3 separate regions of the Homo sapiens genome follow, and all the other regions are linked to region 2. The links are chromatin loops, found by intact Hi-C in ENCODE. Cell type or tissue: B cell. All regions are shown on one strand.

Region 1 (2,500 bases), 360 kb after region 2:
TAATCCCAGCACTTTGGGAGGCTGAGGAGGGTGGATCACAAGGTCAGGAGTTCGAGACCAGCCTGGCCAATATGGTGAAACCCCGTCTCTACTAAAAATACAAAAATTAGCTGGGCATGGTGGGGGGAGCCTGTAGTCCCAGCTACTTGGGAGATTGAGGCAGAAGAATTGCTTGAACCCAGGAGGCGGAGGTTGCAGTGAGCCGAGATCACACCACTGCACTCCAGCCTGGGTGACAAAGCAAGACTCCATTTTAAATAATAATAATAATAGTAATACAAGTTTTTATAAGAGGAAACAATTAGTGTATTTAGTTTTATAAACTATTCTAGAAACCATAATTCATCTCCTTTTTTCTGTCGCTGACTTATTGTTGTAAGTGAAAGAGCTCATCTCTCTAACTTCAGGTAACCTCAGCTATTGCCCAGGCACAATTTCTCTTTTCTGAATTCACGTCTCTTTTAACCCAGCCCTTTCTACTTCAAGTTCCTTTCTAATCACAGTCCCCATTTTATCGATTCCTTATACTTTGCCCTTGGGGAACCTTCTTGGATAGTAAACAAAAAGTCCTGAATCATATTCATGTTTTCTCGAATACACTATCTGTGTCCTCAAACTAATAGAATCTTAGTGTTTTCCTAAGAATACCAAAATCTTCGTACTTCTCCGAGGAAGGTCACTTTCCTATTCCCCTCACTCCTAGCACTAGAAGCAGTGTTCATGGATATTATTAAACATTCTTGACCTGCCCTTTTGAAAGTCACTGTATAAACCAAGTCTTAAAACTTTGTGATGTCCCATCTACTTCCGGAGTACTCATTCTTCTACATCAGTGCTTTCAGCCCCAGGCTGAAATGGATGATTTACTCTACTCCAATCCCTGCCATCCTGCAGCACCTCTAAGATTAAAAACAAAGTGAAACAGAATAAAATCTACAGCATTTCTCCAGTTCGATGACCACGATTTTCAGTGGCATATTCCAAATAAAGTCTTCATTGTCCTCATCAGACCCTCCACTCTCCATTTCTCTGGTCCTTTCCTGGCTGCACGTAGCCTCCTTATCTACTCTGGGTAGTCTGACTCTGTTTCTTACAAGCTTTCACATGTACTGACATGTTTCATTATTTGATGTCAGTATACTAGTAAGTGAGCATACTGAATTGAGATTCAGGAGAGGCAGATCTACACCGAGGTGCTTAAGAGAAGAAGATTGATGCAACTGATGCATCTTCAAATTTCTTTCTTGAGCAGTATACTCTTGTCCAGTCGTTTGGCTTTTTTGCAGCAGTGGCTGCATTTGAGCTTCCTCCCGGCCTCACCATCCCATCCTGCCACGCTGAGCTGCCACATTTTACTAGTACAACCTGTCACACTCAACATGGGAACATGTGTCTCTACTGCCCTCTTGTGTCCACCAGAAGAAGTGATGCATGGTGGGCAGGTTGATGCCTTTGGAAGGAGTTTTGGAATGATGACAACTGTGATTGGCATGCCAATGCCTCTTATCCGTTTTCTTAAACCTTTTACTAATATCCTATATTTTTAACAATGTCAAATTTTCTGTTTTTCAAGGACCATTCCTAGATCTTCTGCCTCAATCTCAAGTCTTTATGCTCACCTACCTGTTTGCTGATATCAAAGCTACATGGTAGAAGCACTCATTTCTCTTGGGCTGTCTGTGTCTTCTCTCTTCACTCCTACCTCTGAAGAAGAAAGGTACCTCCTCTGAGCTAAACAGGAACCCAGATTACAGAGTAGAAAGAGCAGATGGAGAAATAATCAGAGCAGAAATGTAGATAGAAAAGGTAGAAAAAGCAGAAATGGAGGCAAGTGTGGACTCTTCTCCAGAAATGTTTAGTCCAAAGGAAGAAAAAAGCCTGATAGTAGAAGAAGATAGCATAAATGAAGGAAAGTTTTCTGCAGTAGGGAAAACTTGAGTTTATTTATAAGCTCAAGTTTTCTGTTACTGGAGAGTTTTCCTCTCCAGTGGAGAGGAACTGATTAATAGAATGTGTCTCAGAGCAAACAGCAGAAGGTACTTACTTCATCCTATATTATTCTGATTTATTTGCTCATCTCACCTTTACTCTTTATATATCCCAACATGTCAAGCACCACACATTGGAAATGAATATGATCAATAAATATTTACTCAATTGAATCATACTGAGAACATTGGATTGGTCCCATTATGAAGCCTAAGTCACAACTAGGGTTCTCTTGAATGGTTCCTGCTTTTGTCTAAATAACACTCCCCACTACCACCATCTCCTACTTTGTAGGAAAAGTGATCCAGTAGAGAGTAGCTCCATTACCATCATTGTTTATATCGATCTTATGGAACACCAAGTTGATGAATTCTTCAGGACTCAGAGTTTGCTGGCCATTGAGGGCTTGTACCGCCTGCAAAAAGACATTAAATGAAAGAGGTCAACTTTTCTGGAAGCAAATACATTTTGCAACATTTCTGCTCCGATGTGACAGAATTTGGGGATGTGT
Region 2 (2,500 bases):
CTACCACTCAAGCTATGCAACCATGGTAATATAGAAAGAACCCCGGACTCAGATTCAGAATATATACCTATTGATTCACTTATTAGCTGTGTGACTTTAGTAAGTAACCTCAGACTCAGTTTCTTCAGTTGTAAGTTGAAAATATTTATTAACACATTATATAATATTTGTTAAAGTGAAAATTATACAGCTACCTATATATGACATCAAGTACTGGTAACCCCTTTCTGTATTCTTTGCACACTTGAAAATACCAGGTGCTGACACAAAGTATCTGTTTAATAACTGCTTAACTATTTTAGAAAATACATTATGAAAACCTCATAACAAATGATACTCAAGCTGCTTTGAGATCCTAATATCTTCTAAAAAATTTGCTGAAGAAACAGTACATTCCTTTATCCATATTCACCCTTTTCACAACAGACTTTTTTATTTTACTGCAAATGAGAAATGGAACAGATTCTTACCTTAATGCTCAACTCTTTTCTTATCTGTTCTGTTCTGCTTAATTCTTTTCTAAGGATATCAATGGTTTCTTCCTTATCTTCCCTTTCCTTTTGTAAGGTTTTAATCTTTTCTTCTTGTACTTTTGTTTTTTGATGCAAATCTTAAAAGAAAAAAAAGTCAAGTATTATACTCAGAGGTCTTACACTGACTACTCTGAAATGGTCTAGTAGCTACTGTAAGAGCAAAAGAGAAATAACTAGAACAAGGAAGAGAAACTTCTCTTATGACAGTATTCTATAGAAAATACCAAATCTCCATGTCTTTCTTCCATCCTCTGTTCTAAATATAATATGCTATATAGGTAAAGGACAATTCTCAAAAGTGTAAGGGTTAGAAAAGGGAGAGCTACAACTATGAAAAATTATATAGGTAGGTGCCTGCGCTCTAAGGCAAGTGAGAACAAAAATGTTTTTCAGGATCATTTCAAATATACCATTAAGAAGCTAGTAACTAAAAGTTACCTAATACTGCCACCTGCTGTTACGTTCCTTCAACATTTTTTTATTTTGAAAAGGGCAATCCATAATCCTATGTGATTTAACGAAGGAACAGAAAACCAAATACTCCAAGTTTTCACTTCTAAGTGGGAACTAAACATTGAGTACACACAGACTTAAAGATGGAACCAATAGACACTGCAGACTAGAGTTGGCAGGAGGTTGAAAATTACCTATTGCTACCTATTTGGTACTATGCTTACTACCTGGGTGATGAGATCCATACCCCAAACATCCGTGTCATGCAATATACCCAGTGTAACAGACCTGCACACATGCCCCCTGATTCTAAAAGTTGAAATAATAAAAAAATTAAATTAAATTAAATGGTCAATCATCTCTTTCCTTTTGTTTTTTTTTTTTTTTTTTTTTTTTTTGAGACAGTCTTGCTTTGTCACCCAGGTTGGAGTGCAGTGGCGTGAACATAGCTCACTGCAGCCTTGACATCCAGGTTCAAGAGATTCTCCCACTGTAGCTTCCTGAGTAGCTGGAACTACAGGTGCACACTAACACACCTGGCTAAATTTTTGTATTTTTTGTAGAGATGGGGTTTCACCATGTTGCTCAGGCTGGTCTCAAACTCCTGAGCTCAAGCAATCTACCCATCTCCAACTCCCAAAGTGCTGGGATTACAGGAGTGAGCCACTGTGCCTGGCCAATTTCTTATAGCTCCTAAATTTAAAAAACGTACCACTTTTTCAACTTGATTAAACCGAACTGCTTTTGTGAAACATTATGTCAAGAAAAGGGAAGCCATTCCAAATATGATTTAAAGTTTAAAACAATAAGTAGAAAATAAAAAAGCAAACAAAACCACTCATGCTTCCAAAATAAATACATTAAAAATAGAAAATGTATTAAATAAGAAGCCACTTACTTGCTAGCTTATGTTCTCTGTCTACTAGCTGATTCTGTACTTCTTTTCTCTGTTCTTCTTTCTCTATTAATTGGGCAATACTTCTGAAGTTATTAAAAAAAATAGAAGAAAACATTAATGAACCATATACCATTTGTAACTTTTTCTCCCTACCAAGCACTTTGGGAGGCCAAGGCGGGCAGATCACAAGGTCAGGAGATCGAGACCATCCTGGCTAACATGGTGAAACCCCGTCTCTACTAAAAATATAAAAAAAAAAAAAAAAAAAAAAAGGTCTCGTTCTGTCACCCAGGCTGGAGTGCAGTGGCATGATCTTGTGCTCACTGCAACCTCTGCCTCCCGGGCTCAAGTGATTCTCCTGCCTCAGCCTTCTGGGTAGCGGAGATTACAGGCACCCGCCACAACACCCAGCTAATTTTTGTATTTTCAGTATTTACAGAGTTTCGCCATGTTGGCCACGCTGGTCTCAAACTCCTGACCTCATGCGCTCCACCCACCTCAGCCTCCCAAAGTGCTGGGATTATAGGCGTGAGCTACCATGCCCAGCCTTTAAAACAAAATTTCTAAGAACAGCAATTGCCTGTAACTTCCACCAAATACATATCTTATATCTAAA
Region 3 (2,500 bases), 860 kb before region 2:
ATTGTGTTCAGTACAGAATGCTGAATTTAGTTAAAATGTTAAGATATGTTTGTTCCACTTCTGCCTCAGAAAAATTAGATGGAGATGTGTGTGCTCTCCATCAATAAAGCGTATTTGTTTTGAAAGATGCAGCACTCACGGGCTGTCAGTCATAACGACTTCTGAGAGTACTTTAAGAGCTGCAGCATCAATATTTACAAAATACAAAGTGAAGAAAAGTACATTGCGTCACAGACATGTGCTGTCTTGTTCCGATTCCCTCCCTCCTCAGTGTATTTAGTATAGTTAAGTCTATATGGAGGAGTATTTGAGATACGAATGGAAGTTTGGGATTCCTCTAAAGTAATTACTGAGAGGTATGAATGAAATACCAACAAGGCTTGTAAAATGGAATTACTTTTCCTCCCAAAGTAAATGTATTGATTAAAAACTAAAATCAGTGATACAATCAGATGGAAGAAAGTACCTGTGTTTAAAGTCCAGAGCCTTTATAGGCTGTGTTCCTAGTTTGCTTCTTAATGACATTATAAAGATTATGTAAATCTCTCTGAGGCGCCTCTCAAATGGGCATAATTTTACCCATTTCATGGGATTTTGTAATAATAAATGTGTGCAATAAAGGCTTTGTAAGTTATAAAGTGGTACATAGTTGGAAAGCAGCAAATAAGGTAGCCTAGGGTTTTTTAATGGCAGTACTAGCTTTTTGTATAAGAAAATATATTTGGAACTTATTAATGAAATGTACTCAAGTTGTATATTATAAAGTGCTTTATCATAAAAAATTAAAACGAATGTATTAGATATGTCAGAACAATGACTTTATTATTATATTATAATCTATCTTTGAAAAAAACTAAAAGCAGCATGGGCTCACTTTTAGCATATAGTCTCTCTTATTTATCCTGTATTCTGCCACTAACTCTTGTGGCCTGGTAAATTACTAAGTGAAAGCATTCTCTCCCTCTTGTTTCCCCAACATAATGCCATTGTGTAAATATGGAAAGGCTTGGTTAGACACTTATCACAAAGTACGTTGGAGATTCCAATTAGAAATGGACTAAATTAATGAGAAATGGTTTTAGCAGGGTTAAGAATCTTGCTTAGGGGAAAAATGATATTGTATTTGAAAATTCTTGGGTTTAACTCAATATGTGGATGGTTACCTATCCCTAAAATCAGCAAACACAATGCCTTAATGATATAAAGAGCTTCTTCAGTGATTTCCCAGGTTTATATGGTTTATGATTATTTTACAGAGTAGCTTTTTTTTGGTATTATAAAGCATTACCTTTATATTTAAATAGGATGCTAGAAAATAAAAATTTGGCCAGCAGAGGGAGCAGACTTATGTAAATTGGGCTGTAAGGAAGATACTCTAGGGTACTTCAGTAAACGTGTATCTTGTGGGTAGTGATTTACAACATTCTTGTACTGTGCATTGAGAAGAAAATTAAAGGAAGGAACTTCAGTCATATTAAAACCAGTTCTTTATGTTCTCACTTTGATGCCCCCCCCCCTTTTTTTTTTTTTTTTTTTTTTTTTGAGAAAGAGTCTCATTCTGTTACCCAGGCTGAAGTGCAATAGCATGATCACAGCTCATTGCACCCTCTACCTCCTGGCTCCAAGGCTCAGGGGATTCTCCCACCTCAACCTCCTAAGTAGCTAGGACCACCGGTGTGCACCACCATGCCTGGTTAATTATTAAATTTTTTGTAGAGACAGAGTCTGATTATGTTGCCTAGGCTGGTCTCAAACCCCTAGGCTCAAACGATTACTCCTGCCTTGACCTAACATAGTGCTGGGATTACAGACATGAGCCATGGCACCTGGCCACTCTCGTACTTTTTAAAAGAGAAAAAAGGCGAGCAAATAATACACGAATAGGAACTGTGTTTTGTTATTGTTGTTATTCTTAGACATGAAGAATCTTTTGTAAATAAATGTCATCAATTTAGTAAATTTACTGGATAAAAATAAGGTTTTAGTACTTGGCTCTGGTTGGAGCACATTCATTCTAAACACATAAAAGGAATATAAATAACACCTGAAAGAAATATAAAAGGAATTGTTAATGTTCTAAACAGAGCACTGTTATGACTGAATCATCAAGTAAGCACTTACATTTTGTATCATATATATTAAATCAGGAAAATGGAAAATATTTAACATAAAAATTTCACCCAGCATGACGCAAGTATAAAACAAACGGTTTTCTGCTCAACACTAGTTATATAGAAATTAATCAATGATAGCATCCTATGCATTCTAATTAATTTCCTTGGCAAATGTGCAGGCTGATATAAGATGATTGGATTCATGCATTTACAAGTACTATTTATTAAATACGTATATTCAAGGCAGTATTCTAAGCATTTGGGAAGGTAAAGGTAAACCACACCTACCTTTATGTAATTTGTAATTTAGTAAATGGTGAGTCTAATTCTAGTGTACCAAAGTGAAAGTAGGTGGGCGTTGCAGCAGCTAGGATAAGCAACTTCGC

Evidence for each region. Peaks named below come from ENCODE experiments on the same cell type or tissue, not always from the same donor. Only the 100,000 strongest peaks of a DNase experiment are listed, where the experiment ranks them.
Region 1: a loop joins it to region 2, with 4 times the contacts of the local background. A loop is called at or near these places in 7 of 110 quality-filtered maps.
Region 3: a loop joins it to region 2, with 2.6 times the contacts of the local background. A loop is called at or near these places in 7 of 110 quality-filtered maps.

What each region holds. Positions count from the first base shown.
Region 1 is chr3:108,913,811-108,916,310 of GRCh38, forward strand. It overlaps GUCA1C (guanylate cyclase activator 1C), which reads right to left. Exons shown (of 4, transcript NM_005459.4): 3 at 2,317-2,404. Among named protein-coding and RNA genes, the nearest start is that of GUCA1C, 39 kb to the right of the region's middle. In B cell, CTCF peaks have their summits at 1,405 (motif pointing left) and 1,608; a DNase peak (open chromatin) is centred at 1,401.
Region 2 is chr3:108,551,764-108,554,263 of GRCh38, forward strand. CIP2A (cellular inhibitor of PP2A) reads right to left here. Exons shown (of 21, transcript NM_020890.3): 19 at 1,885-1,967; 20 at 471-610. Among named protein-coding and RNA genes, the nearest start is that of CIP2A, 36 kb to the right of the region's middle. In B cell, CTCF peaks have their summits at 990 (motif pointing left) and 1,189; a DNase peak (open chromatin) is centred at 978; H3K27ac peaks cover 759 bases.
Region 3 is chr3:107,689,376-107,691,875 of GRCh38, forward strand. All of the region lies in intron 3 of BBX (BBX high mobility group box domain containing), which reads left to right. Among named protein-coding and RNA genes, the nearest start is that of BBX, 170 kb to the left of the region's middle. In B cell, a CTCF peak has its summit at 1,327 (motif pointing right); a DNase peak (open chromatin) is centred at 1,356.